Linked DNA regions of Mus musculus: all the other regions are linked to region 3. A link is a loop called in an ENCODE intact Hi-C map of the cell type or tissue named here. Cell type or tissue: left cerebral cortex. All regions are shown on one strand. Links, peaks and the distances in the headings refer to the core of each region. The heading gives the core; the rest is flanking DNA.

Region 1 (10,229 bases), core at 939-8,938, 80 kb before region 3:
CTGTGATTCTTTGACTGTAATATCACAAATCACATTCTATGTGACATCTAACTGCCAAAAGCCTCATGCACCTAGCCCTCTTTGGACAACAGGGGATGTGGAATATAAGTTGTGTTTTTTGAACACAGACTTTTTTTTTCCAAGACAGGGTCTCTCTGTGTAGCCCTGGCTGTCCTGGAACTCACTCTGTAGACCAGGGTGGCCTCGAACTCAGAAATCCACCTGCTTCTGCCTCCCAAGTACTGGGATTAAAGGTGTGCACCACCACCACCCAGCTGTGAACACAGACTTTAAATAACTTTATAAAGCATATAAAAACTGTCTCTGTAAATTTTCTAGAAGTAGTGAACTCTGATTTCTAAGTACCTTTATCTGTAGGGCTGGTATTTTGTGGGGCTGGAGTGAATGCTTGCCATTTAAGTGGCTCACAACTATCTATAAGTCCAGTTCCAGAGGATCCTATGCCTTTCTGGACACTGCAGGCACCTGCGCTTACATGTGCACAAATACACACACACACACACACACACACACACACACTTTAATGGTAGTGCACACCTTTGATCCTAGCACTTAGGAGGCAGAGACAGCCAGATTTCTGTGTTTGGAGCCAGCCTGATCTAAAGAGTGAGTTCCAGGACAGCCAGGGCTACACAGAGAAACCCTGTCTTGTAAAGAAAAGAAAAGAAAAGGAGAGGAGAGGAGAGGAGAGGAGAGGAGGGGAGGGGAGGGGAGGGGAGGGGAGGGGAGGGGAGGGGAGGGGAGGGGAGAGGAGAGGAGAGGAGAGGAGAGGAGAGGAAAGGAAAGGAAAGGAAAGGAAAGGAAAGGAAAGGAAAGGAAAGGAAAGGAAAGGAAAAAAATCAGTATCTATAAAATCAGTAGATGGTAGGAGTTTGTGTCCAAACAAGGCTCAGGAATTCTTGCTCAGATATTTATTTTAAATCTAGTCAAAATTTCAAGCAACAAAAACATTTTCAGCAATTTGAGCATATTGCAGCAGAATAAGGAAGCAGAGACCGCAGTTGCGGGCTAATTGCTCTTCAGAGAAATGAACTGTGCCTTAGGTTAATCTGGAGGGTAAAGCCAGCCCCCTGCTGCGTGGATGATTTGAGAGAGAATATCCACTCCAGCATTGCCTTTTGTTTGGATGACATATGTCATTTCCTTCCCTGCCTCTTTTCCAAGTCCGCAGATGATGATTTGGGGATATGACCTAGGAGCATTGCCTCATTTTGCAGACAGATAGCATTTGACATACAATGATAATCTACACAAAGGCTGGAGAGATAGCTCAGTATATAAAGTACTTGTCTTGCAGGCACAAGGACTTGAGTTTGATCTCTAGAATCCAAATTTAAAATGTTGATGGGGGGGGCAGACCCTTGTAACCCCAGGGAGGCAGAGTCTGGCAAAGCCCTGTGCCCAGCTAGCGTAGCTACCTCCTGAGCACCAGGGCAATGGGAGATCTTGTCTCACTGAAAAAAAAGTGGCCTCTGGGGCACAATGCCTAGGTTATTCTCTGGCCTCCATATATGTCAGGGTCTGTGCATGCATGTCATACCTGAATATACAGACAGCCACACCCACTGCAGCTTTATGAATGAATCACATTTATTATAGATAATCCCGCAGGAAATGATCTGAACCCACTTTAGAAATGGATCGATTATTTGGTCCAGGTTCTGTTTTATTTTCCTAGATCCTGGTGGCTATCATGTATCACGTCGTCAGACATTCTTTTACTTATCAGATATTCAAAAGCAAGTTTAGGGCTGTGCTGCTGACTACAGTGGCGGGCGGGGAGACTAGGGCATGGTGGTAGGGATGAAGACTTTGGTCCCTTTCTCTAGCACTCTCTCAGATCTCAGATCTATATTCTCCCTGCTTCTTTGCTTATAAGGATCAAGGCCAGTTCTCATGAGCACAGTCACAGGCAGGGTTATGGGAAGGGGAGCTCCCCCACTCTTCTCTCACAGTTGCAAAGTGGTTTGGAATACCTGCATCTTCTTTCCCTCCCCATTGGCTTACCTGGACAGATGCTTTAAGCATTTTCTCCAGTCAGTCCTGTTTAATCACTGTATGAAGTATCCAGGCCAGCACTCACTGCCAGCCCATAAAGTGCAATGCAGGACTCATTTCTTAGAGGAAGTAACCCCAGGGGTCCAACAGAGGAGACAGTGTGCCTGGCTTTGAGCACAGCATCAGAGCCTAGGAAACCTGTTCTGCATGGAGAAAGCAGCAAGGCAGGGTGGAGTTTGTCTGGCCTCTTAGCTTGGTACTTTCTATTTCTGCAAACTTTGTCTTGGGTAGGCTCTGTTATGCTGTGCTTGGATGGTTACAGAGACTGGGAGTCTTAGTGTAGTCTATTAGGATTCCCCCGCCCCCTGTTTTCTACTTGGTCCAGAGAGGTTGTGACCAGAACACTCTGTCTGATCATGCTTGCTCTCTAGGTAAGAGTAAAAGGGCTCTGCAAACCACCATAATGAATAATCACACCAAATCTGGATACTGCAGAGGAAATTTTGACTGCTGACAGGAAGTGTGGAGAAGCTGGAGGTGAAGATGAGTGGAGATGAGGAGCCCTCAGCTTTCTGTCCCAGTGGTGCCAGTCAATTCTCCACAAGGGCACACAGTACAGAGCAGACAAGTAAGCTCAGCATAAGCTCATACATGTGCACACACTACCAAAACCATTAAGTTTTAATTTTTTTTCTGTGTCCTGTCCAGAGGCACCAAATTAATTGTGGGCACCCATAGGGCAACCTTGATTACCCGGGCCTGTGTGCTTGATACATAGTATGTCTTGCACATAGAATCATCTTTCTCCTTCTTCCTCCCAGAGGATCTGGCAAATCCCTGGTGCTCCATGTAGAGTCAGCCCCAGATTCCCAACTTCTAGGCCTTCTCTGCTCTACTCCATGTATATGCAAAGCTCATGTCAAGTGCCAATTAGGCTAGTAGCATCCTCATCCTTCATTGCTGCTTAGGGCTCTGCATCAGTGCCACATGCACCTGTCACCCCACCTCCGAGAAGGGATGTCACCTCCCCAGAAGTTTATACCTAACCCTCAGGGTGTGTGTGTGTGTGTGTGTGTGTGTGTGTGTGTGTGTGTGAGAGAGAGAGAGAGAGAGAGAGAGAGAGAGAGAGAGAGAGAGAGAGAGAAAGGAGATAGGAGAGAGAGAAGGAAGAGGGTGGAGGAAGGAAGAGGAGCAGACAGAATCCTTACATAGGTATACGCATAGGCACATATAGTCTATCCTATTATCCATAGAGTCCATACCTACAAATTTGTCCAACAGCTATAATACAGATGGATGGAATGGTGGAATTTTTTTCTACTTTCCTCTTGCTCATGTTGTCAGCTGAGGTCAAATAAGGCAACATTCTGCCTTCTCGCTGCAGCATGTTATAAACACATGTCGTTTCTGTGGTCTATCTAATGTCTCATTTGCCCCACATTTGTGAGTGATTTTTGCTATTTAACATGGCCCTCAAGCATTGTGCTAAAATGCCCATGTGTCATTTCCAGGTACAAAGTAATATGCGATGTATGGGAAAAGTATACATGCCAGACGTGCGGGATAGCTCTGTTGGCCTGCATCTCAATGCTAATGACTAGCATTGTCAGTCAAGAGGCCAACTTTTTATATTTATTTATATTTTAAGGATTGATGTCATAAGACACTCATGACCAAAGCTTACAGGAATGTGGCTGGCAATTCCCCAAGGAACAGTGATCCAGGATTTGCCAAGCCAGTTTCTGTGATGACTTTACAGAGCCATATTTACCTTAACTTCCTCACAGGATGAGTGCTGACTACACAAACCAACGAAGGAGCAAGTTTTCCATATCTGAGAGCACTTGGTTGAAACCATGTAGCATGGTCATCAATGTTTAGTGTGTTCTCACACAGGCTGCTGTGCCACATTGGCAGGTAAATGTGAGAGTTGGTCTAAAGTAATGGTGCTGTCCAGGAGAAGGAGGAAGCTGTGAGCTGGCCACAGAGCTGGAGACAGTGTTTCTAATGGAGAAACTTAGTACCTCAGAGGGCACGTGGGGACGTCCAGTTTCCATTGGGCTGCTTGTTACAGTGTGGTTGGAAGGTAGGAACATTCCTACCAGAACCTGGTGGTTAAAGGTGGGGAGTGTGACTTAGCATCCTACAGTGTACAGGACCCATGACCTAGGTAACGCTAGAATTGAGACTCCCTGGTTAAGATGGAAGCAGCTTCTAGAAAGGTCTGTCTGCTAGCCATCTGGGGTCACAGCCCAGGGTGCCTGTAGACAAGCCAACGGACAAGGGAATGTTATGACAGCCATGAATAACTGTTTTTACTGTGGGTTCCGGGTACATTTCCTGTGCTGGAAAATTCCACAGTATGTCTAGAAACATCAGCAAAGGTGTTTCCTCTGGCCTGTCATCACTCCGAGCTCCAGGCTGACTTTTTATTGTAAACTTTCTCTATGAAACCAGATGCGTTCTGTCTAGGAGTTAAGTCCTCACAGGATAGCAGGCATAGATAGGTAGCAACGAGTGTCAGCATCCCTGAGCCTGAGAGGTCAGGCTGGGAGCCCAGAGCTTTTGAAGACTCAAGTCAAGAGATAGCTCTCATGGTTCAGTGTGAGTGTGGGGCTTCTGCAGGCTTCCCTGATCCTGGCCCTGGTTCTGGCTCTCAGCTTGGAGCCTGAATTTCTGCCCTTGCTTCTCTCTCTCCTTGTTGTGCAATCTCAGACAATTCCCTTCGTTTCTGTTTTGCGCTGTTACATTTGAGAAGGGAGTAAGTCTTTCTGCATCCTAGATGATTTATCAGATTAAATGATCTCATGCAAACAGTGCCTGGAAAGGAACCTGGACCGCAGTAGATACAGTCTTAGCTGGGGCTGGCTTCCGTTCCCATTTAAGGAAGTCAGTGGAAAAGAACGTAGGAGAGAGGGCCCTGGTCTGGAGTCGAGATTATGAACTGGCAGCCAGCTAGGCTGCAGTTGACTGGCAGGTGTGCATGCTTTTAAATTTGTGCTCCAATGCCTTTGCAAGCATGGTCCATAGCCCATTTTCTACACCACCACTCTATCAAAAGCCAGTTCTGCCTTACACATGCAGTATCCTCTGCTCTTGGCTCCCTGAACAGAAGGGCAGAGGACACAGGAAGTTGTGGTAAACAGAGAGAGGAGAAAGGGATGCTATTTCAGGATTAGCCTCACAGTGAGCCAGCTGTCGCCACACAAACTTGGGTGTGCCTGCTGTTCATTAAAGCGCTTGGGACTTCTCAAGGGCTGGACCCAGCCTAGGAGTTCGGTGGCCATCAGCTTCCATTTCATAAGTCTTAGTAGCAACAAGGACCCTTTCTGGGAACCTTGAGGATGTGTTTGTAGGCTTCTGAGATCCAGCACTCTTCTCAGCATCTGTGGCTGCATCTCAAAGGAGCCACATGGCTTCCCATTCCTTCACCCATTGCTTGCTTTTTCTCCCTCAACATCAGCTTGCACCCCATACCTCTAAGCCTGGGCATTCCCGAAAAGACAGGAGTGTAAAATCAATGCATTACACTCACCCTTTCATTCCTACCAATTTCCGGTTATTATGTTCTGAAGGTGTAGAGTCTGTGCTTCTGCACAGGCTGAGTAATTTATTACATAATCATTTTTCCATGAGTATTTCTTCCTAGCTTTTTCATTTCTCTATTGATTTTTAAACTGCAATCAACACGGCCATTTGTGTTTAGATTCTTTATTACATTTATTTAGTGTGCGTGTGTATGAGTGTGTAAGTGCTTGCGTATGTGCACGCACAAGCATATTTACATATATGTGTACCACGATGTAAGTGTGGAAGTTAGAGGACAACCCTCATGAGTCAGTCCTATCCTTCTACGCTGTAGGTCTCAGAATTGAACTCAAGCTGTCAAACTTGGCAGCGAGTCCCTGCACTCACTGAGTCATCTCACCAGCCCTTTGTTCAATTCTTAACTCCAATAATGGCATCTCCTTCTGCATCTTCTAGCATACTGGGATTTGCCCATGGTAGGCTTCTTGATTTAGAGAGTGGGCATATGGCTTTGAATAGTGTCCCAGTTAACACATTTGACGGGTACATTTTCTGGGTTTAGAGTCTGAGGTTTTGATGTTTCTTCATATCTCAGTAATCAGTTTCCCCTGGAGAAAACATGTTTGCCCTGGCTCATTCCTTCCTTTAATTATGCAACTGTTGTCTCTTGGCTTAGACGAAGCAGTGGCCTCAGGCCAGCCTAGCCTAGGCTTCCCTGAGGGGAGTTGACTTGTCCCTTGGCCCACTGCTCTGACCCCAAGCATATCCAGGTGTGTGTGCCCACCATTTGTTGTTTGTCCATCTTTGAAGGAAGTTGCTGCTCTGCCTGCTTCAGACCTGGCTTTGCAGAGGCTCCTTCCTATTTGCCAGTATCCTACGCTCTTCTCCTGCTCTGCCACGGTAGAATGGGCCAATCAGAAACTCTCTTACCTCTGCCCCCTCTCTCCCTTCACTTTTGCAGTTTGATTAATTGAAAGGCCCTCTGTTTCTATGCTCCTGTGACTTGCAATGTCCTCCTGACAACCTGCCTCAGTATGTGTGTACTGGTGTAGCATCCCAGTAGGCAGCTGCTGTTTTCTGTAGCTGCTCTCCTCAGCCATAGCAGAGCAGCTTGTCAGTACGTACCTAGACATCCCTGCCTTTGGCATTGCTGGCCTGTCTCTTCTCTATGTCATTGTTTAAGCATTTCTTCTGAGACATTCTCTGGGCCCTCCTTTCTTGGACACATCTCAAGGGCTTGCCTTTCCACTCCCATCTCTCCCCTCTCCTTTGGAATGCTTCTACTATGCCTCGGCTCTAGGCATCTCTGTCATTTGCTGCCTTTGACCAGCCTTTGCTGAAAACTCTTCCCTGGTCCCACTTGCAAACATAGATCAAATTTTCCTCTTCCATACATGTCCTTAACAATCTGGTGCTGAAACTGATGTTGGATATGCCTTCCTGAAGGTTTGTCATAAGGATTAAATGGAGAAAAATATGAAGCTCCTGTCATCCAGTAAGTGTCCCATTGCAACCTAGCCATCAGTGGAGTGGTACCCTGACTAGTGTTTTACTAGTGTTTCTAATGTACACAACTTCAAGACTTGGGGACAGATGCCATGTTTGATGGCTTTTCTCCCTCTACCCATCAAAGCAGTATGTCTGACATACCATAGAAATTTTAAACTGACTGTAAGGAAATAATGGGGTTAAAAGTGGATTTCAACAGTAGATCTTTAAAAGCCTGAGTTTAGATTCACCCAAGCCAGGATCGATGAACTGATATTTACTTCAGAGGACTGAAAATAGGTGTTTAAGCCAAGCCTTAACATGAGCGTGCATAGAAGCCCTCTTTCATATCAGTCAAAGGGTAGAAAGAACCCAAAGGCCCATCACTGGATGAGAGGATAAACACAAGATGTTATAACCACACAATGGCATGGTATAAGCCATACAAAAGGCAACAATTCTGATACTTGCTACAACATGGATAAACCTTAAAGACATTATAACCAAGAGACTGAAACCTGAAGAGGCCACATGCCGCACGATGCTAGTCATAGGAAATGGCCAGCATAAGAAACTTCATATTCACAGAATGCTGAATACTAAGGTTGCTAGGACCTAGGAAGAGGGGGTATGGGAGTGACTGTTTAATAGATTCAGGACATTCTTATCATGGCGTTCTTAATCATAATACTTGCTCATCATAGGAATAAAAAAGTCATGAGACAAATTTTATGCACATTTTATAATAGTTTAAAAAAAGAATTATGGCTCAGTGGTTAAACCACCATGTGTTGTGCAAGAAAGAGGATAGAGTTTTATCCCCAGAACTCTCATCAGTGCTTGCTGTGTGAGTGTAAGATCCTGCTATGTAATTCCAGCCTCAAAAGGCAGAGACACAGATCCCCAGAGCAAGTGAGATTGGCCCTAAGTGTAGAATTGATTAAGATCGATCAATAGATTGATTGGCTAGGCTGGATTAAGAGACCCTATCTATCTTGTTCGTAAGTTGGAAGGGCAATCAAGGAAGGGCCCCAGTGTCAGTCATGGGCTTCCACTTGCATGCACACATATGAGTGTGCACATGCACTTAAGCACATGTAGTCATGCACATGTGAACATAATCCATACATGTATGCATACCACACCACAAGCACATGTAAAGAAAGAAAAATGGGTAAAGGGCCTCATGAAAAATGGATGGGTAGATGGATGGGTGGGTGGATGGGTGGATGGATGGATGGACAGAAAGATGGGGGAGGATTGATGATAGAAGAATGGATGGATTTTATGATACCGTCTGTAGTGTACGGTCAATTAAACAATTCCTTGTTGTCACCTTGCAGTAGACAAGCAACAAGGTCCACCTGCATGGTTTTAACTCAAATTGATGACCTCGGGCCATGTCCAGTAGTCCATTGAGAGGAGCAAAGAAGTTATTTAAATAGATCACAGTTTATCTTTGGTGTAGTAACTTACAAGTGGTATCTCCTGCTAGCTCAAGAAAATGCTAGTTTGCTCAGTAAATTTGGAGTTATTAGGAAAGGAAATAAATGTCAAGGCTGTACTTTAGTAAATAACATGGAATTCTGGCACTGCAATAAACAACAGAGAGAGTGTATAGGTCAACTGCAATTAAGTATTATTTATTGTTATAATGACATAGGTCAATGCTGATCTCAGTGGACTCTTAAGAGACACAGAATGTAGCCTTTATCTTGGTCACTATTGCGTCCCTAAACCTGAGAGGCAAGGCACAGAGTAGCATTCAGCAAGCCCTCCATATTGATTCAGACATTGGTGAACCAAACATCAGTCAAAACTTAACCTATACATCAGTTTCTAGGGAGATTTCCTTACCTGCATATGCAGACAGTTCTGCCAACTCTGCCTTCGGTTGCTGCTGATAAAGGTGGATTTTTCATATTCACAGTTCCGGTAATTTAGTTCTTTCTTCCATGAACTAAAAAGTCTTTTATTCTTTAGTGCATATGGGCTGAATGTTGATGTCAGGCACAGACAGAAAAGAAAATTTTCCTGTGGATGTGTGTGGGGCCTTTTGGAATAAAAGCCAGTAGACGCTTAGCACCTGTCTCTTAGACAGAGGCTTCTGTTTCACATAGCCAAAGCATCCAGTGGTCTAAGCCCTAGTTCCTACTGTACAGAGGAGCCGAGGACTTGGATGTGAGTTTCCACTGAGCATCTGTTATGTATTTAGAGATCAGAGCATGAGTGTGCTCCCCTTTTCTCCTTCAGTGAGAGGTGCTTTTCTTTAGTGTTCCCTCTATAGAAAGTTGTGTGCACCTTAGAGATTTCCCACTGGAGTTGATTTGCATAATTACCCACTTTTGTCTTTGACTGAATGTGCTGGTGGTTGGAGGTTCATAGGACAAAAGGAGCTCTTAGAAGTTATAAATGAGAGCCCGGTGTGGTGGCTCATGGCTATAACCCAGCAAAGGCAGGAGAATTAAGAGGTCAAGACCTAGGAATTCCACTGGATGGTTTTAGTTCCCTTGTCAAACATCAAGTGACCATAGGTGTGTGGATTCATCTCTGGGTCTTCAATTCTGTTCCATCTGCTAAATGCATGAAACTCAAGAAGAACAAAGACCAAAGTGTGGACATTTTGCCCCTTCTTAGAACTGGGAACAAAACACCCATGGAAGGAGGTACAGAGACAAAGTTTGGAGCTGTGACGAAAGGATGGACCATCTAGAGACTGCGATATCCGGGGATCCATCCCATAATCAGCTTCCAAACGCTGACACCATTGCATACACTAGCAAGATTTTGCTGAAAGGACCCAGATAGAGCTGTCTCTTGTGAGACTATGCCGGGGCCTAGCAAACACAGAAGTGGATGCTCACAGTCAGCTATTGGATGGATCACAGAGCCCGCAATGGAGGAGCTAGAGAAAGTACCCAAGGAGCTAAAGGGATCTGCAACCCTATAGGTGGAACAACATTATGAACTAACCAGTATCCCAGAGCTCTTTACTCTAGCTGCATATGTATCAAAAGATGGCCTAGTTGGTCATCACTGGAAAGAGAGGCCCATTGGACTTGCAAACTTTATATGCCCCAGTACAGGGGATCGCCAGGGCCAAAAAGTGGGAGCAGGTGGGTAGGGGGATGGGGGGAAGGTATGGGGGACTTTTGGGCTAGCATTTGAAATGTAAATGAGGAAAATACATAATA
Region 2 (10,229 bases), core at 1,305-9,304, 500 kb before region 3:
TAAGAGCCTCACTCTGCATCTGTCAGGTCCTTGATGACTGAACCAACTGTGCTTCTCCCCGGGATGAATTGTGTGGCTCTCTTCACACTGGGGTTAACTTCAGAATTATTCATTTGGTTCTTTCCACAAGACTGTCAGAAAGCCAATATGAACATCTTAGCTTTTAGCAAGCACAGTTACTTCTACAGTTCACCCTGGGCTTTCAGTGCTGTTTCAGCTTGATATCTATGATCTCCTGTTTTGATTGGCTGATCAGACATACCTCTGTGGATTTCTTCAGTCTCTGAGGATGACATAAATTAAGGACCCATCTCCAACAACTTTTAGAAGGTTGTTTTATATCCCTTCTTAGTATACTGACCTCTCTCTCTCTCTCTCTCTCTCTCTCTCTCTCTCTCTTTCAATTTAACACAAACCTAAATATATTTGGAATAAGAAATCTTAATTGAGAAAATGGCCATAAAAGATTGCCTATACTCAAATCTTTGGGGTATTTTTTTAATTAGTGAGCAATGTGTGAAGGCCCAACCAAGAGGCCATACTTTATAGTAAAATTAATCTAGCACTAGGCCCTTGCCCATAGGATACTGAAATATAGATAATAAAATATAGATCTCTCTTCCATCCCATAATTTTTGAATTTTAAAGATGCTACACAAACTTGGATAAAATATTCGTCTTTTGACTCCAGATCCTGCCACAGAACTATTTCTGCCTTTGGAATTTTTGGAAAAAATATTTCTTTCGTTTTATTAAGGCAATTCTTGGATCAGTAGTAGTTAATGAAACTCTAGGCCATCATTCGATTGGGCCTGTCAGATTTACTGTCCACTGGGAGGTAAGAAGAGTAGGGTGCTGGGTTATGGGATATTCATACACAATAAAGGCTCATCCCTGAGCTACAAGGTTTCAAAAGCTGTCAGGTTGGTTAACACAGACAGGATGGATGTATTCAACTCCACAGAAGCAGAAGCTCCCACACTCAGGACTTGTCTACAGTAAATCATAGAGATGTTTATAGAAGATCAGATGTTCTGTTTGGACTTCCTCTGGCAACAGGCACATATGCATGAAGTGCATGCACGTGTGCACACACACATGCAGGAGAAACACACATACACATAGAATGAATACATCTTTTAAAAATAATTTTTTTTCGTAATTAACCTGCAAAAGTAAGCATGTTGAAAGATCCAAAAGTCATCATGGATGCTTCTGATTTGTAGCCAAGCCAGAGGGAAGTTATTACTAACGTGCAATCCTACTGCCTGCAACTGTCATCAGAGTCAGGGGCAGCATAGGTGAGACTTAGTCCTTAGCTTTTGGATTGCTTGATGATTTAGTAAACTTCATAATTGGAGCAAATGACGAAACGCTTCATCTGGGGAAAAGGCCCTCCATACGTGACCACAGAAGTATTGAGTACAAGAACAGGGAAAAATGGTTGGTCCTTCTCTCTTGTGAGACTTTTAATATTTGAAAATCAAAGATATAATTTGCTAAAACTGAATAAAAGAAAAATGATATAGATACAGAGAAGTTACTCAATAGATACAGGGCAGTACTTTATAAAATCCAGAATCTACTTATATTAAGAATAAAATTGTGAAAATTAAAAGCATCTTTTTGAATGAAGTAGTTTAAGATACCAAATTTAGTGGGGACCTGAAAATCTGTTTAAAGTGAACTTTAAGATGAGACATTATTATTATTAATTATTATTATTATTATTACTAGTACTACTACTACATGTGTGATATATTTGTTGGGAGTGCATATGTGTATATCTGACAGAGGAAACTCAGTTCTTGCCTTCCTCTATTTCTTGGGAGTCAAACCCAGGTTATCAGACTTCCTGGCAAGACCTCTGAGCCACTAGCTGACCATCAAGAGTGAACTTTCAAAACCTCTCTATCTTTTGCTGGTCATGGTGGCACACACCTTTAATCTCAGAAATTGGGAGGCAGAAGTAGGAGAATCTCTGTGATTTCGAGGCCAGCCTGGTCTACAAAAATGAGTTACAGGACAGCTAGGGCTGTTACCAGAAATATTCTGTCTTGAAACAAACAAACAAACAAACAAACTCTATCTTTCTCCCTCATGCTACCTTTCATTATTCATAAAAAAAAATTCTCATTGAAAGGGAGCTTAGATGGTGATCTAAAGCAACTGAAATTTAAAAGTAGGAAAAAAAACTCCAATATTTCCATGGCATTGAGATAGAAAATGTTGTTTTAAAGAACACAAAAATATAAATTATAAATTTTTTATAAACTAGATCTCATTAAAAACTATTCTAAGATCTTATTAGAGAAGGAAAATGGTAATTCCTGGAATAGGGCTTAGCAATATTTAAATAAAACAAGGTCTCTATTCCGGAATTTCCTTTTAAAGCTATTGCAAATACATATTGTTGTTTTGTGGGTATGTGTGTAAGGTTGTGTGCTTGTATGTGTGGTGTGTATATGTAAGTGTGGGTTCGTGCACTCATGTGTGCACATGTAGATGCTAGAAGGCAGTGCTGCATGCTTTCCTGTATGTCTCTCCACCTTACTTTTCCCAGTAGGCACTCTTACTAACCTGAAGCTCACCAATTTGGCTAGATTGGCTGGTCAGTGATCTTAGGGACATGCCAGTCTCTGCTCTATGGCATTGGAGCTAGAAGCACATAGCTAACTTTTTTGTGTGTTCCAGGAATCTGAACTTAGGTCCTCATGTTTGTGTAGCAAGCGATTTACCCACAGGATCACCTTCTAGATTCCTCCAGATCATTTTTTTTTAAGTTTAATAATGAGCAAAAGGCTTGAATTAATTTCACAAAATAAAATATCCACATAGTCCCCACCCTCAATACTGAAAGATTATATAAAAAAAAATCTAAGTTACAATGACAATGCAATGTTATCACACACCTACCAGAAAGGCTGACATCCAAAATCTGATGATGCATCGTGTTTGTGAGGGTGGAAACAACTGGGAAGTCCTTCACCCACCTCCCAGCGTGTGTGCAAGTGAAGCCACTGGTTCACCGATGCAGTTTTTCTGTGCCTTTTAAAGCTAGACATTTCCTGTGACTCAGAAATCCTACTCAGCAAAAAGGAAGACTTGGGTTCCCAAACACAACTACCACCTGCTCAAGGGTGGCTAGATTGGCTTTATTCATAATTATTCCAAGCTGGGAACAACACAAGCATTCATCAACTCTGTACCACAGAAACAACCTGTGCTTTTTCTATACAATGTAGTTATGTGCATCAATTAAAATCAGCCCCTGATAGAATACCACATAAATGTCTTCTAGATGTGATGCTAAGTGAAATTAGTCAGAGACACAAGATCTCGGTGTCTGATTCTATTTAAAAATACCCAGTGCTGCCCAAACTGTGTTGAGAGAAGTCAGTACAGTGGTGAACTTGGGAGGCAAGAAAATGAGAAAAAGGTGTGAAGAATTCTGCATCTCTCAATAGAAAAGAAATAGTCTACCATAAAGTATTTTTCTGGTGGCTTCCAGAGGGTCCAATATATTTAAAAGGTTTTTTTTCAAGCTCTATACTTCATTGTAAATTTTTACTAAGCTTACCTAAAGTTATAACTCAGTTTTGAAAATGACTTTAAAATATATCAAGATAGTATGCCAGGAAGCATAATAGTAGTTATGTCCATAGATATTGGTTAGATCTGTAGACATCAACAGAGGCCTGATTGTATCTTGATACTGCAAAATCATCTGTCGAGCAGGCTTGCTCCTCTCCCATGGTGGTAGCAGAAAGGGGTGGTGCTCATTTTCCCATCTCCTGTTCCTTTGGTTATTTATACAGCAAAAAGCAACCAGACAGAACTGAACCCACACAGTCTGCCTCTGGCATCTGTGCAGTGAATTACTGTACTCAGATCGTTCCCCAGACCACTGTGCAGCGAGGTGATTCCTCTGAACCATTTGTACTTTTATGACAGTGGAATTCCTCTTGTTGATTCTTAATAAACTAGAATGTACAGAATGATTTCCTTCCATATGTCTTCTTCACACGGAGCTGTAAGTTTGTAGAGTTGCCCATCAGGTATCAATTTAAAAAGATAAATGGAGGTGTGAGGTTGTTTTGATATTTCTAATTCTATGTCCATATTAGCCAGAGCAAGTAAGCCATCATTTATCTTTTTGAGAAAGCTCTCTGCCCATAAAATATTCAAATCACTATACCTCTGAATATTTGTTTCCTGAAAAATGTTTCATCCTTTCCTTCATCCTTGCAATTTTCCCAACAATCTCTCTCTGATTGAAAAATAAAATAAAATAGCAACAATAACTATAAAACTCTAATCTTGCAGATGATTCAGTCATGCACATTGCTAAATACCTAATAACATCCCATTTTGACAATGGGTCAACTCTATTCTCATTTGCCCAGATTCTATTGTTCCTTGTATTAAGGGCATCTTATGGTAGCTGAGATGTGAGAGTGCTCTTATTGCTCATTTGTTTCTATTGCCTTCTTCCTTAAACTTGAGGAACATGGACAATACAGCTAGCCACCCACATGGCAATCTTTCACTTATACTTGTCCAATGAGCGGGTCTTGAACTATGTTAAGAAGTATGATGAAGGTTGAATAATGCACTTTATTTGGTGCCTTCCAAATTTGCTCTCTTCCAAATTTTATACTGTTATCGTTTAAAATGATTCAATCTTAGCCACAAAGTCACAGGACTGAGGCTCAAAGAAAGTAGTTGGTGTGACTTTTTTTTTTTTTTTTTACAACCTGATTTTTTTTCTTGGAGAATTGGCAAAATTTCTATATGGCAAGTGAGAGCCTTCTCACTTCTTAGTGAACATAGCTTTATAGTCATTTGTTCTGTCTATGCATCTTCCTTCATTTTAATGTTTTCTGTGTTGGATTTTCTCTGTTGGTCTGAGAAGCAGATGGTCTGTTTTGATGGACTCATCCTGGTTTCTTACATTCTCCTCACACGTGTATGCGTCTATGCTCCAGTGACTTTTCTCTGTAGGCCAGAACAATCTATCTGCATCTTTACTCTTATAAATGATGTGCCAGAGGGATGCTTGAGCAGAAATGATATATAGGCACTTAATTATTACATAAATGAGACACAAGATATGGAGTCAATTGAAGTTAAGTCTTCGATTACAGTAAATTTATCAAATTAAGAAGGTTAGCTGTCGGTTTCTGTAAGATTTCTTTTTTAATCCTTCACTTGATCATGATTTGGAGAGTTTAGGGAAAATTGATTTTGAGACTGTTTGACTTCGGATCTGCATATGTTAGTTTATTCTGTCATTAGGTGATGAATGGCTACTACTGTTAAGTACCAGGGACCTGGAGTGATGGTATGCATTCTCCCATGGGCCTAGGGAGAGACATGATTATATACTGAAGACATAAGGTCAGTTCTATAATATAGATTTAGTTGCATTGTGGTTGAAGAGATAGTGAAAAGAAAAACTATTAAGTAAGATTACAAATGTCTTTGTAAGAACTGATATAGTCTACCTATTCAAAAGACTCATTCTAACCCTCTGTGTGGACAGAGAGCTCATGGGAAGGTGAAGAGGTGGATGAGTGTTTGGTTAATTGAGGTTCTACACACACACACACACACACACACACACACACACACACTTACTATTATTGAAAACTGTCTTGGTCCCAAAGATGGCACAAATTAAGTACCAAAAAAGATAATGACATCTGTGTATTAAAAATATACCAAATATCCCCCGAACCAAAAGTAGGGTTGAAATATGAGGGGATCCAAGAATTTATACCATACTGCCTTTAGTCATTTGCCCACAGGTATTATTAAGACACCAAATCATTTTTCTACAACTGAATGAATGAAAGGGTTAAGTATCCTGCCTCCTTTTACAAATTATGTTTTAGGATCCTTCAGTAGTTGGTAAAAGTGCTCCAGAGTTGAATTTCAGTAGTAAATGTAGAAGGAAGCAAGGACTCTGAATGTTCCACTGATAGCCTGTAAGAGTTAACACTCCTCACTCACTCAGGTACTAAAGCCAATCGATGACAGGGTGACAGTGGGTTTTATAAAGGATAGGCCTGTGAGAAATAATGTGATCCAGACACTGTGGACTCCTCACGCAGACATAAAGTAGTAAAGGTTCCCAACTCTTGGAAAGAAAACTAATAATATAGACAAAATGAATCTGCAGGCTTTGGATGGCCAGTTTCCAAGAACAGCAAAGGGTAGACATACTAGTATTCACTGGTGCCTTCAATAAATAGTCTTTAAAAATACGAAGCTTCTCAGAAGAAATGCTCATAATCCGATTTCTCTTACTGTAACAAAGCCCCGAGATAATCAGTTTATAAAGAAAAGAAAGTGACCTGGGCTGACAGTTTTAGACTTCTCTGCCCATGCTTGATTAACCCGTGGCTTTGAGCCTATGACAGACAATATAGTAGGCAGGAGAACATGGTGTGACAATCAGTTCACATAATGACTGAGAAACAAAAAGGGAGAGAGGGAGAGAGGGAGAGAGGGAGAGAGGGAGAGAGGGAGAGAGGGAGAGAGAGAGAATGCAAGCGCTAGTCAAGGGGCATGCTCCAAGTTATCAGAAAGAAATCCCCCACTAAACTTTATCTGTTGATGGAGCCACTGATTTCCAATAGTGCTGTCATCTGGGATCAACTCTTTAGCACAGGAGCCTTTTCAAGGGAACATTCCTGTTGCAACTATGGCAGAAAGATACCTATTATGTGTAATGTGTCAACTTTCTTGATTAATTTATGAAAATACAAACCCAAGTGATATTTCAGATAGTCTATTAGATAGTACAAATGAATAAGAATTAATGTGTATGTGTAGTACTAGCATAATAGAAATACAAACATGTAAATCTTCATTAATATTACATATTGAAAAATTGTATAGGTGAAATATGGAGCTCTGAATTTTCCTGACAATAAGCTGTATTATCAGTCCAGCCCCTGAGAAACCTCAAGAGGAGGATTTGTGTATGAGCGCTGTATCCAGGAAGTTCCCCAGGACACTGGAGTGGGAGTGTGGCAGAAGAGCAGAACAGAGTCTGCAGGCAAGCCACAAGGGTGTTGTTGCAGTTACCAAGTCCCAGGTAATGTCACTTTCCTTCCCAGCAGAGCCTTAGAGGTCTGCTCTGCTCCTTCATAGCAGAGGGTAATAAAGCACCTAGGAGACCACTCCAGCCTTTTGACAGTTGGTTCTCTGGAGCCTTTAGGAAGACAATGGCTTCCAGTTAATTACATATCTTCCCTCCCACACCATGCCACCTTTGGGCTTTCCACTTCTGTCTTCTGGGCAGCTCTGGGGTGGGGAGATCTGTTCTTTGGAGGTTGCTTTGTGTATTTGAGGGCACTAGAATAGATCTCAGTACTACATGCCTTCTGAAAGTAAGCAGTCTATCAGCCAAACTATATCCATGGCCACTGCTTTGCCTGAAACAAGAGAGCCATGCTCCCGGATATTCATGGGAGCATGTTATTACTGACTATAAGGGTTATGCCTGAAGATCCAAACTCTCACTACAGGTCTCAAAAGAGTAGTTGGAAGGTGCAGAGTTTTGGAGATAAAAACACATCCAAGCCTGGAGAGGGCTGAACAGAAATACTCAGAGGAACTTGTGAATCCAGAAGAGAGGCTCATTGCAAGAAAATGAGCACAGCCAGCTCATTGAAAACTTCTACTTTTGTGCATGTTACAGATTTCCATAAGAACCTGAAAAAGTTATTATCGATATTCCATGGGGTATAAGCTATTCTGTTCTGAAAACTTGTTTCTAATTCAGCTGTTGACTTGATATGGAACTTATGTCATGTGATGGTAGAACCTCAGGTCCCCGCTGAAGATACTTACGGTGATGCTCAGTACCATGTGCTCCTAATGAAATGCACAGGAGAGCATCAGGGAGGCGGAACATGTATCTATACCACTAGCTTCTGAGTTTGCCTTTGATGTTTTAGGGAAGTGGTTCCCAGCCTGTGGGTCATGATCCTTGGGTTCAAACAACCCTTTCCTAGGGATTATCTAAGACCATTGGATAACGCAGACATTTACATTATGATTCATAACAGTAGCGAAACTACAGTTATGAAATAGCACTGAAGTAATCTTATGTTTTGGGGTCACCAAACTGTCTTAGAGGGCCTCAGCAGTTGGAAGGTTGAGGATTCACTGCTCTAGGGAAAGCAGCTGTTTTCAGAGAAGATTTGGGTTCAGTGATTCTCTGTCAAAGCCATGGTCACTTTGCAACTTTACATGGGTGGCTGACTGCTGGAGCATATGCACAGGTGGAAGGCATTTGTCTTTTAATGATCAAGGGTTTGCTGTGGCCGCTTTTGCTCTGAAATGACATTCACTTGTCAGGGCTTTTAAAGCACAGGTTTCCTGGCAGATCTGTAGCCTCATCTTAACCCTTTATTCCTCCCAGTAAGAGTTCCATCTAGCTTATGAAATATTCAGAGTGAACCTGAGTCTTTTTAAGATTTTTGTGTTGTTTTGTTTTTTTAAAATATAGTAGGGCACCAGAAAATGAAAGTTTAGTGATCTTATTCCTAGCACAACGGTCTCTTTGCTTTTCTGTGTTCGTCTTTGGTTTACTATGAAAACTCCTTCCAAGACCTTTCACATGGCTGCCCCACGAGTCTCTCTGAACCCACTTGTAAGGACTTCTTTCTCATGTGTAGGTTTTTCATTATCTCATCAGCTTAAGATTCTACCACCGAGGTAGCACACCTAGTTGGTCACTCACTGAAAACCTGTCCGTCTCAAGCAACCCCATACGTACTCTATGCAATTAGCTTCAAGATCTCAAGTCATTTGGTAAGCTTCTCTCTGAAGATTTCCACTGAGCTGGATGCCCTTCCCCGAGTGGGCTCATGACTCACATCAGCCCTATTAGCAAATGTGGATGGCTTTCTCTAATTAAATCTATTCTTTCATCTGAGCAGCATGGCATTTTCAGTCGTGCTATTATCTGATTCTGTGCTCATAATGACACTTGGCCTTCTATGTAGTTGATATTCAGGAAGACAGTGTGACAGCCCCAAAGTCAGTGCTGTGCTGTGCCTCCCATGGGGCTTGGGACCTACAATGGTGATGCTTGGAGATTATGTAGAGCCTCTAAGAAGTTGGGCTTAATGGGAGTTTTTAGGGCAGGGGGTATTATTTTAGAAAAGAGTTCTGGTTTGACTTTGTGAGACGATTTGCCAGAAAAGCCCAAGGCAGTCTTTTGTTTGCTCATGTTGAGATGTGAGATATGATCCTACAAGTTTCTGAAATTCTATGAGGTATTTTGTTTGTTTGTTTGTTTTGTTTTTAAGACAAGGTTTTATACTACATTCATACATAGCTTCAGGAATAGTCTTTGGTACTAGAGTACCAAAAGAATAAACACAGGACTGGCATATTCAGAAACAAAGAGAGCTGGGATCAGGTCCTCTGGGCTTCCTGCTGGAGAAACCTCAACATCCTGGGAGTTCAGCATATTTATTGTATAGAGTTGAACAGAGAAGGAGGTTAGTTCATATAACAGGACATGGAAGTGGGGTTATTATATACTGTCTTAGTTTGCATTTTATTGCTGTGAAAAGACACCATGACCAAGACAACTCTTATAAAGGTAAACATGTAATTGAAACAAAACAAACAACCTCAAAACATAAACATTTAAGGCAATAACCTGAAACTTCAAACTTCTCTCACAAATAATCAGCACTGTCAATGGAGCTCAGCATGAACTTCCTGTGACTTCCTGTGTGACTTTCAGCTGGACATGGTGGCCTAATCAGAGATCAGAAGAGCCACTTCCAAGATGTTGGACCAAATTAAAAGTTGATGCTGGTTTTGATTTGGGCATTCAATCAAATCTGGGCACTAGGAGATTGGTGTTTTCTTTCTACATAGCTCTCTCTCTCTCTCTCTCTCTCTCTCTCTCTCTCTCTCTCTCTCTCTCTCTCCCTCTGTGTGTGTGTGTGTGTTTGTGTGTGTGTGTGTGTGTGTGTGTATGTGTGTTTGTTTTGCCCAGACTCCCTGAAAGCCGAGTGGGAACTTCAAAGCAGAAGTAAGCCAGCAAGTAGCAAGGACTTTTTACAACTCGGTCTTATAAGTTATGCTGTATCCCTCATTCTGGACTCTATTCCTGAAAGAAGTTGCAAAGATCCATGTCAATCCACCTTTACCACTCACTGACTCACCTCTTCCAAGTTACAAGAAGTCACTGG
Region 3 (10,229 bases), core at 778-8,777:
TGTTACATTGACTTTTGTTTATTGTTTTAAAGGGGGTATGGGAGCCTTAACAGTGAATAGCTGCTAGGTAAAAGTTAGATTCTTCATAGGTCACTGGGAAGGGACTGGGGATTATGGAACTTTCTGGAGTCCCCAGGGATTGCTAGGTTGCTATTTCTTTATGGCCAGAGGACTACACGTACACACACACAGGCACCCACACATGCATGCATAGATGCATGCATGCCACACATATTTTCCATGCTCCAGGAATAGCAGCCTCTTAGGACACCGCAGGGGGATGACATGCCCTCCTTTCAGCCACTACTGTGTATAGCCCAAGCCCAAGCTTAGCACAGTCTCCAGGTCAGTCCTCCATATCTTTTTGTGAGTGTTGGCATTATTCTGGGGCTGAGGTAAATTTTTGACATCCTGCACCAGGAAAGGAGCCCAGTCCCTCTGCCATGCAGCCTGTGACAGCCCAACCGTGATCTGCCTCACAGGCTCTGGTCAGAGTCATGTTCCTGGCCCAAGTGTTGGATCCAGTTTCCAGTTTCAAGCTTGGGAGGTTTGGGTAACTTATATCCTCTGTAAAAAGGGTTAATTACCTGTAAATGAACTAGAGGACACTTTCTGCCTCCACCACATGGTGACAAACAGCCCTTCCCATGGTTCTGGGGCCAATTGTTTTCCAGAAGAGTAGGTTCCTGTGCCAGGGGACTCCAGGAGACTGTGAGCCCCTCTCCTCTCCTTTCAACCACCTGGGACCTTTGGGTTAGGTCTCATACTGTTTATTTAATGACTTTTACTATGGCATTATAGAAATCAAGATATAGAAATACTCTGAACTGGAGGGAGAACCCACCACAGACTTATCCTCAGATAGTCCCTGTCAGGGAAGACAGATCTTTGCAGAGCATCCTGTGTCTTTCTCTCCATCCCCCCACACACATCCAGGAGGGCGCCCCTTCCACTGTCACAGGAAAGTACACAGGAGCATGCTGTCACAGAAGGGCCAGTGACTAAGGATATTTCCTTTTCCAAAAGAATTTGCATATTTTAATTGAAGGCAGATGCCTTAAGTTAATTCAGAGCAGCACACTTGCGTTGAACATCTATTCTTCTGAAAGGAATAAAATTCTGAAAGCTCAGTGGGAAGGACAGGGGCATCTTTATGGAGGAGGTGACATTTGAGGAAGTGTGTCATCCCCAAGGCCCTAAAGACTCTCCGAGCTTTGAGAAGGTGGGTGATGTGGACACACGAGTTCTGGCTAGAATGACTCAGGGAACAAGAGAGAAGGGAGGTGGCTTGCAAAGGCAGGGTCTGGCAGAGGGAGACCAGCTGGCTCAAGGAGAGAATTTCTAATACTGGACTTGCAGATATGGCCAAGGGGATTAATTGGGTGGTGTGATCCAGCACCAAAGCCTAAGGTAGTCTCTGATGTGCCAGGACACTCTTGGTTTCCTGCTACCAACCCAGCCCAAGGCTTGCTGCATAGCCTCCAGCACCACAACTGTGGTCCTTTTACAGGCTTATCAAGACCTTCTCTGGAAGTCAGTGTGTCCCCAAGATTCTGGCTTTTATCCAACCTCTCCCACAACAGGGCTTCCTTGGGGATACCTTCTGGACCAATGCCTCTGGCCTCCTCCTTGCTGTACTCCTTCACAGTGAGTCAGAAGCTGTAGATCTGGGCTGGACCAGTTCTTTGGGATCTGCGCATTTCTGAGTATGAGAGCTGGAGATGGGAAAACTCTAGACCAGGTACCAGCTTGGCCTGTGCCATGAGGTCATCCAAAAGGGACGGCCAACATGGGTAGCTAAAAATAGCCCTGCACAGCTAGCTCAAATTCTGCATGTGGTCTCAAGCTCCATGGGAAAGGGAATTTAACTGTTTTGGACCTGGATAATATGCTGTTGTGTGATTCATTTGGGGATGTGCCGATGGCAAGCAATTGAGAGTGACCTCAACAAAGGTCTGGGGAACAGCAGTGTCACATGATAACATCTGGAGCTTTCATGTATTGGTAGATCTCCAGTAAACGTCATTTCAGCCTGTGCCTTGGATAAAAAAAAAAAGGTGGAGTGTTTGGCATATGGAAGAGAGAATGGTGGAGTAACAATTGCCCCAAAGTCAGATGAGCCAGGCTACAAGGCCTAACCCTACCTCCCATTGGCTAGATGACCTGGAAAACTGTTCTATCCCCTAAGAGCCTCTCTTTCTCTGTCTAGAAAATGGGGGCAGTTAAAAACTGTCCCAAACAAGAATCATGGTGATGGAGGAGAATCAATTAAAACCACAGCTTGGTACACAGTGGGGGCTTCACATGAATTGATCCTTTTAGTAGAATGATTAATGTTTAGAATGCCACAGAGTCCAGCATTGTTCTGAGTTTTCTCTTTCTCTGTGGACTTTCTTATATAACTATGTGACGTAGATGCTAAAGTTGGCTGCATTTTGTAGAGGGTGTGAATGACATTTCAGGATGTTTACTCTGTGCTAACTTGTGACTGGGGACAAGTTAATGACTTCAGCAGGCTGACCTTGAGGCCGCATTAGTGATAGGCACTTACCTAACAGAGCCTCCTATGGGTGGCCCCCTACAATAGAGACTTGTGATAGATTCTACTCTGCATTTATTAACATTTTCCTCCATACTCCCCACCAGCTAGCCTTCTCCAAAGTCTAAAGAACTCAGGGGACTGAGATAGCTCAGACAGTAAAGGTGCTTGTCACCAAGCCTGGTAGCCTGAATCTGATCCCCAGAACTGACATGGTAAAAGGAGAGAACTGAGTCACAATTTGTTTTCTGCTCTCTACATGCACATGGTAGTATGCACACATGCACACACACAGAAACGAATAAATAAATGTGATTGATGTTTTTTAAAGGAATCAAGACTAAGTACTTTTCCTAGTCTAATGTCTCTGCTGTAATAAAAGGAGATTTGGCTAAGGCTAAGTAACATGAATGCACAGCTGGCCTTTCCCATGCAGCCCTGCATCCAGAGTAATTTAGGGAGGTACTTTTTGCCCAAACCTCTTTATAGTTCCTTTTCTTTTTCTGTTACAGTGTCACTGAGATACAATTTATATGCCATAAAATTTGCTTGTTTTATATGTGTAATTCACAGAGTTGTGCAGCCATTGCTACAAATCAATATTAAAGCCCTTATAACACCCCTGTTATTTCTCTTTTAAAGTAGATAAAAAGTTATATGATCGCCTTGTTGGGCCTGGTGAGCTCACGACTGCTGAGTTTGAAATAAGGATGAGAGAGAGCATTGGAGTTCCAGCTATAAGTGAGTGCCAACAGAGCCGCTCCTTTCTCTGTCTCTCCTATGAGTCCCAGAGCCCAGGGAGTTTGATCCTCTCTGAACCCAACAGCCTCAACATGGCATGTGAGTTCCAGGCTGTTTTTCTTGAATCCTTGATGACAGAGCCATCGCTGTGTTCATACAGCACAAACAAGCCAAGCAGAGGACGTGGCCTTGTAGTGGTGGAGAAGAACCAAGAACAGTACTTTCCTGTCTCCTTGCTGTGTATGTCGGGGGTGGGGAGCAAAAGAAAGCATTACTGAGTAAAGACATTAATGGAATGTCAGGTGTCATCAACTGGATCATTAAATAAGGCTCATTAGTTGCCTGACTGCAAGTAGACCGTACTATACCTTTATAGACAGGCTTTCAAGTATCATAAGCATCAGTGTAGAATGCATTAATGCCTTCCTCAGCAGTCACTAGCCCTCCCTAGAATGGAATGCTTCCTGTCCAGCCAGCCTGCCTTCATAAAATACCAGAGAGTGAGCAGTTTCCTAACAACAGATATTAATTTTTATTTTATCATCATTTTATTAATTCTTTGACGATATTATATTTTGTCATATTCACCCACACACACTTCTTCCCTAACTCCTCCCAGATTTATCCTTCCTCCCTCTGTCCCAAAGTCCAGGGATTCTCATGTATGCTGGCCATCTACTCCTGAATGTAGAGCTCTCCACTGGAGCATGAGCAACCTATCATGAGCCACACCCTTAAGGGAAATGGATTTTCTTTCTCCCAGAAACCATCAACGTCCATAACTCCTTGCATAGGATCTGTGGCTCATGAATCCCTTCCCACTTCATACCCGGATGATGACTGCTTTGATCGTGTGAGGATCTTGTGCTAGAAAACATAGCTGCTGTGACCTCATGATCACAACAGGCCTGTCATGTCCGGAAGGTCACTGTCATGTCCAGAAGGTCACTCCAGCCTTCCCAGAACTTTGACACTTTCACTCTTTCTACCCCTTTTGTGATGGTCCCTGAGCCTTAGGGAGGGTGTGACATGTATGTTCTATTTATGGATGAGCAATACACTGGCAGTTATTCTTTGCACTTTGACCAGTTATGAGTTTCTGCAATAGCCACTACACACTGCACATAGAAATTTCTCTGATGGGGGTCTGAGAGCTGCGGTAATCTATGGGTTTTAGAGGCTGTTTGATGCTATGACCATTTAGCAAAATAACAGTAGTAGCTTCATCACTTTGACCTGTAAACTCCCAGCCATGGGTTCTTGGTCAGGTTTACATTACCAGGCATGTGTTTGCACCTGTGGAACAGGTCCTGAATCCAATTGCCAATTGGTTACCACCATATCATTCATTCCACCATTGCATTCCTGGAAGTGTCTTTCCCTAGTGGTCATATTGCAGTTCACATGGCCTTACCACTGGGTAATAATACTGATGACTTTCTCTGTAACAGCCTGCATAAGGTTTGCCAGTAATATAAAGCTAGCCAGCCAGGAAAATGCTTCCTGATCAGTACCATCTCAATGTCTCTCTATGATGCGACATATATGCATGGTATCATCTGCAGTAGGGTCTTACCACCAAGTTCTGGTGAGGAATTGGGAACAATGGCAATAGCCTGTACTATTTGGAGGGTCTCCAGGACACCTCTGACCAACAACTCAAGGACTGGTAACCTATACTTGCACTGAACTTTTATGTTCATTACAGAAACCATAGACTGCCAAACAGATATGTCATTTTATTTTTGTAGTTCCGGGGACTGGATATCCAGGATCAAAGCCTTAGTAAAGTATCCAGACAAGAGGCTACTTTTTGGCTCCTAGATGAACATCTTGCTGTATCCTAACAGGGCAGGCAAAGTGGGAAAACCTCCTAGGTATCGTATATAAGGTGACTAATTTCATTCTAAGGGTTCTGTCCATACGATCTAGTTGTCTCTAAACATCCTCATCTTGAGGGTTAAGGTTTCTCCCGGGGATTTCAGGAGAGCTGAAGCAGTCATGGCATGGTAACACTCTGGCCCTAACTATCCACCCCCAGGCTGCCTGCTAACAACACTGCTGTGCACGCTCAGATGGGTGAGTGTATTTGAGTTACAGATGTGGGAAGCTGATGTCTTCGGCTACAGTAGCATGATGCTGAAAGAAAAAAAAAAACAAAGCCCTCAGGGAGTTAGAATTAGACCTTTGCTGTTCAGCAAACTGGGTACCTATCACAAACCATGGGAATCCCAATCCGTCTCCCACCCAACCTTCAAATATGAATCTACTACTTACTGCTTACGGCGCTACTTACTCCATTCTGTTTTCCTGTTCAGAAAAAGGGAAGTGAGCTCCAAACCTAATTAAGATAGTGTTTAAGCCTTGGAACTAAACTCATTCACAAACCAATTGCACTGGGGCTCTGAGCCTTGTCTGGCCACCCCACGTTGTACGTGTGGTTCAAATTATGATCACTTATCATTAATTCTCTAGTTTAAGGACTGGAGAAGGCTTTTAAGAGTTGACTCCGCCGCTCCCCACGCTCGGTCGGATCACAAGGCTCCAGGCAGTTTGCAGTCAGCGCAGAGGCTCCATCCAGACTGAAGCATGTCTCAGAACACGCTCCTCTATAATTAACAGCTGCAGGCGCTTAGAATGTTCTGTCTGTGTGGCATCATCTGCCCTGTTCCTTGGCTGTCGGAGCTAGAAAGCTGGAGGATCCAGAGCCTCCTTTGAGTTCCCTATTCTCTGCCTTCCCCTCATTAGGGTTTGGACGTAGTGTATCTACACTTACTCGCCACGTCCCTCCTAACTGTGTAGCTGAGAAGACCCAGAACCTTCTGAGCCTCACCTGTCCCATCTGTATCGCACTGTATCTCCAACCTGCTTCGCATGGCAGTTCCTTGGAATCCAACCCTTACTTTAAGACTTATACTCAGAGTCAATCCTACTGGGTATTATTGAAACACAGTTATTGCAGAGGTCACAGATTACCGAGTCTATGCGCTGAATCAGGGGTTTTCCCTCAGGGACATTTCTACCCGCCTAGGGATAACGGGAAACCTCTGGGCAGTTTGGGTTATCAGGGCTTCAGGAAGAGAGTCCACCTAAGTACCTGAAATACCCAGGACAGCATCCTACCCAATCCAGGAATTACTTAGCTTTTGATAGCTGGGGCTCAGAGGTCCTGACCTAAGGAAACTAACCCAGATGTACATGCAGGTATTTTTGATGCAATGTGATAACAGTTTGAGAACTGGTGCATACAGAGGGCGGAGACTCTGTGGTTCTCAGTGAGGGGTCATCTCCCCTGTCCTTCGATCGATGCTGTACTGCAATATCTGAGGAAGAAGTCATTGGCACTCACAATTTTGTTTTGTGAGAGCAGTGTTATCCCATGCATACAGATCTGTCTAGTGATCCTGCAAGACCCAGTTCTCAGTTCCGATGCTTCCCCATCAACATCCACACCTAGATGAAAGGCTCCAGGTTAAAGGGACTCCAGGGTAGGAGCCCAGCCGGCTAGGGGAAGAGGCATCCCTCAACCATGAAAATTCCTTTGCGTTTGCCTTCGCTGCTGAGATCTGCTGGGGAAGTTATGAATGAGTCACTATGAATCATTGGGGAATGCCCTCCCCGGAGCGACTGTGCTGGAGAATCCACACAGAAATCTGTCGTGTCTTTTCCTGCCTCTCTCCCCAAAGACTGCAAATAAAGCCAGAAGTCGTTAACGTGACTAGAGCTATAACTTTATACTGTTAAAGTAAGAAAAGTAAAGAATGCTAAAAGCAGCCAAATAGGGTGGATTCTTGCTCAGATTCAAGAAGGGCAGAGTACAGTGAAGACTCAAGACATTGTGCTGTGTGGGCATGAGGCTCATTCAGAGCCAGCTGCTCTCCAAGCGTGTCATCCTCTGCCCCCAGCGAGGTGAAGGCAGAGTGGAAAGATCACATGGCCTTTGATTCACAAAACCAGAATTATCACACCACTGGCTTTCCTTGGCTTAGTGGTCTGCAAAGGGAGTTTTGGTGGTAACTCCCACCACTGTTTCGGGATACAGTAAGTTAAGGCCATGAAAGCTAAGCAACCATTCAGAATTAACATTAGGTGTCAGGGCATGAGAGCATCAGTGTGTCTTTCCTGTAAACAGGGCATCCTGCAGTATTTACAGCTGAAATGATGTCTGGGATGGGCACCAATATTCCACAGGATAAGAGGAGCAGGGGAAAGTGATAGGACAGTGAGCACCCATTGATGTTGGCTATGGATAGGGATGGGTATCTAGACATTCACTATGTAGTCTGTGCTGATTAGGGTTAGGGTCCCTCCCAGTCTGCCCACACATGGAGCTCTGCTCTCTGAGAACTCACCTCCCTACTCAGAGAGGGCCAACACAGAAATCTGGGAGTTAGGCATCCAACACTTCTAAACCATTTTCTGGGAACTGGCTAAGAACTGTGGAAAGGAACAAGCAAGCTGGGGGACTACTGAGGTGAAAGATGAGCTTAAGGCAGGGGGCCATTGCAATCAGTGTGTTAGACTGAGCGGGACCTGGAGGACCTGGTATTCATAGAGATGGAAGAGAGAAAAACAGCCCAACCCTAATGCTCTTGTCTGTCCCAGGCCCTTTGCCCCATCCCTGGGGTGTGAGACATAGGTGGAGTAGCTCTGATCTTGGGGCATCTCCCAGTCTTCTGGGCTACAGAAGAGGGAACACAGAGTCCTCTCAGTTGGAAGGGATTCAGAGGACAGGGCGGAGGACTTTGGAACTGGCGAAGTAAAGGCACTTACACACCCCCTTTAGCCTTTAACAAAACACAAGTCAGAGGCAGAGTGTGGCAGTAAAGTGCTGTACATCTCTGTAGCTCAGAAAAATGCCCCGTGGTGTGAGGTTACACAGGCTAAATGGCGGCTCCAAGTAGCCATCCTGATGGAAGTGTCTAGGGTGGCGTTGAGGGTCGCTGTGACTATTCCTTGGCTGCCTATGGGTTCTGTTTTGGCCCTAATGTTTCAGTTGTGAGTTCTGAGAATCTGTCACTTTTCCCATCTGGCTTCAGAAGCCGAGCCTGTACCGGTGCCTCTTTCCTGGCATATGAATGTATCTCGGGTGTGATTTGGGGACTGAGTGTGATGCACTTTGACCCCTCCTACTGAGTAACATGCTTGGGAACCAGGAGGCTCTTTCTTTTTTTTTCAACTGCCAGGGTAAGTTAGGGACACAAGCCAGCTCTTACTTACGACAGCCGCTCTTCCCCCCCCCCCCGCACCCCCCCCCCGCCCCTGTACAAATTGGCTGAGCCAGAGGGCAGGGCAAGTACTCCTCAGTTTTCTTCCTGAATTCTGATAGCTTTTCAGTTCACTGGTAAGCTTCAAAAGGTTTTAGAATAGTGCAAAATAAAAGTGTTTTGAGAGAAACGAGGAACACCAATCCTAAATAGTATAGCCACCTCTATTAGGTGTTAGTCAGTAGCTTGTCTTGATGCTATGACAAAATGCCCTAACCAAAGCAGCTTAAGGAAGAAGGGGTTCCTGCTGCTCGTAGTTAGAAGGTCCAGTTCATCACTGCAGGGAAGGCATGATAGTGGGAACATGGGGCAACTTGCTACACAGTGCTCACAGACCAGAAGCAGAACACCATGGCCGCTGGTCCTCAGCTCATTTCCTCCTTTTTAGCTGGTCCAGGACTCCAGCCAATGAGATAGTGCTGCTCATAGGGTGGATCTTGTCAATTCAATTAACTCAATCTGGAAACTTCTCCACAGACAGACTTGCCCAGAGGCAGGAGCCCACGGTGATTCTAGGTTCTATCAGGTTGATAGTAGATGTTATCCAACACAAGGATGGTTTGTTTTGTCTTGGTCTTTGTTGTTCCTTCACTAGATTTTCAATTATATTCTTAGAAGGTGATTTATCATTGTTTACTCCAGCTTGGTTAACAATAACTTTTTTGTGCCTCTGTACTGGATATAAGTAAATGGAAGACCTGAGAGTGAAACCAGTGAGGATGATGGCCTCCAAATTTCAGCATTGGATGGGTGGATGAGATGGGTGGATGGACTACAAAAGGGTGGATAGACAGACGGACAGACAGACAATAGATAGATAGATAGATAGATAGATAGATAGATAGATAGATAGATGATAAATATTGATACGTAAAAAGATATGTGGATATAGAAATATAGATAGATACAGATATAGATGATGCAGTATAGATTGAGCGTGTCACAAGTTACCATAGTAACTTGGAGCAATAGAAATTCATTATCTCATGTGTCTAAAGACCAGAAGAAACCTAAAGTCATGGCAACAGGACCCATTCCCTCCAAGGGAGAACTTTCTATACACATTGGATTTAGATAAGTTCAGGCATTCTTGATTTGTGGATGCTTCCAGAATGTCTCTTTTTCTCCTTCTGTCTCTTCTTTGATTCTATATGAAGGATTCTTGGATCCTAGGGCTGAATGGGTTAACCCATGATAATCTGACCTTCAGATTCCTAACATGATTATACATGAAAAGATATCAGCTCCTTCAGCTGTATCCATTCATTCAACTCCTTCTCCCCACCCCCTGCTTGGGAGCCTCAGCTTCAAGGATTCCTGTATGAAACTCAAGCTTTGAAGGGGAGGTTTGGGAGGCTTCGAATTGAAGTCCTAGGCTAGGAAATGGGCCAGGGCAAGTGAGAGTGGTGAGCTTGGGTACGACAGTATGGCATTTATGTCTAAGAAAAATAAAATGTTGTCTGTGCCACTCTATGTGTGTGAGAGAGGTTGAAATAAGATCAACAAACCTAGAACATAATCAAGGCTCTTTGTTCCAGGTTTAACTGAATGTCTGGGAACCAAGTCACCCCTGGCTGAGAGCCATTGCTCTAGACTTTAAGAATTTCATTGTAGGCAACCTGTTGAACACCAAAGCTTTCTAGCCATTCTTCTTCTTAAAATCAAAAATAACAAGAGGCTGT

Evidence for each region. Peaks named below come from ENCODE experiments on the same cell type or tissue, not always from the same donor. Only the 100,000 strongest peaks of a DNase experiment are listed, where the experiment ranks them.
Region 1: it touches region 3 in a loop (2.4-fold over the local background); 4 of 42 quality-filtered maps call a loop at or near these places.
Region 2: it touches region 3 in a loop (4-fold over the local background); 8 of 42 quality-filtered maps call a loop at or near these places.

What each region holds. Positions count from the first base shown.
Region 1 is chr7:74,453,536-74,463,764 of GRCm38, reverse strand. The region is part of intron 2 of Slco3a1 (solute carrier organic anion transporter family, member 3a1); the gene reads left to right. Among named protein-coding and RNA genes, the nearest start is that of Slco3a1, 96 kb to the left of the region's middle. In left cerebral cortex, for the core only: no CTCF peak of the experiment used is centred there; DNase peaks (open chromatin) are centred at 5,042, 5,126 and 5,933; H3K27ac peaks cover 1,622 bases.
Region 2 is chr7:74,870,470-74,880,698 of GRCm38, reverse strand. No RefSeq gene overlaps it. Among named protein-coding and RNA genes, the nearest start is that of 0610006L08Rik, 22 kb to the right of the region's middle. In left cerebral cortex, for the core only: no CTCF peak of the experiment used is centred there; DNase peaks (open chromatin) are centred at 3,049, 3,828 and 4,937.
Region 3 is chr7:74,373,504-74,383,732 of GRCm38, reverse strand. All of the region lies in intron 2 of Slco3a1 (solute carrier organic anion transporter family, member 3a1), which reads left to right. Among named protein-coding and RNA genes, the nearest start is that of Slco3a1, 180 kb to the left of the region's middle. In left cerebral cortex, for the core only: CTCF peaks have their summits at 2,529 and 4,673; DNase peaks (open chromatin) are centred at 1,625, 2,453, 5,932, 6,902 and 1 more place; H3K27ac peaks cover 306 bases.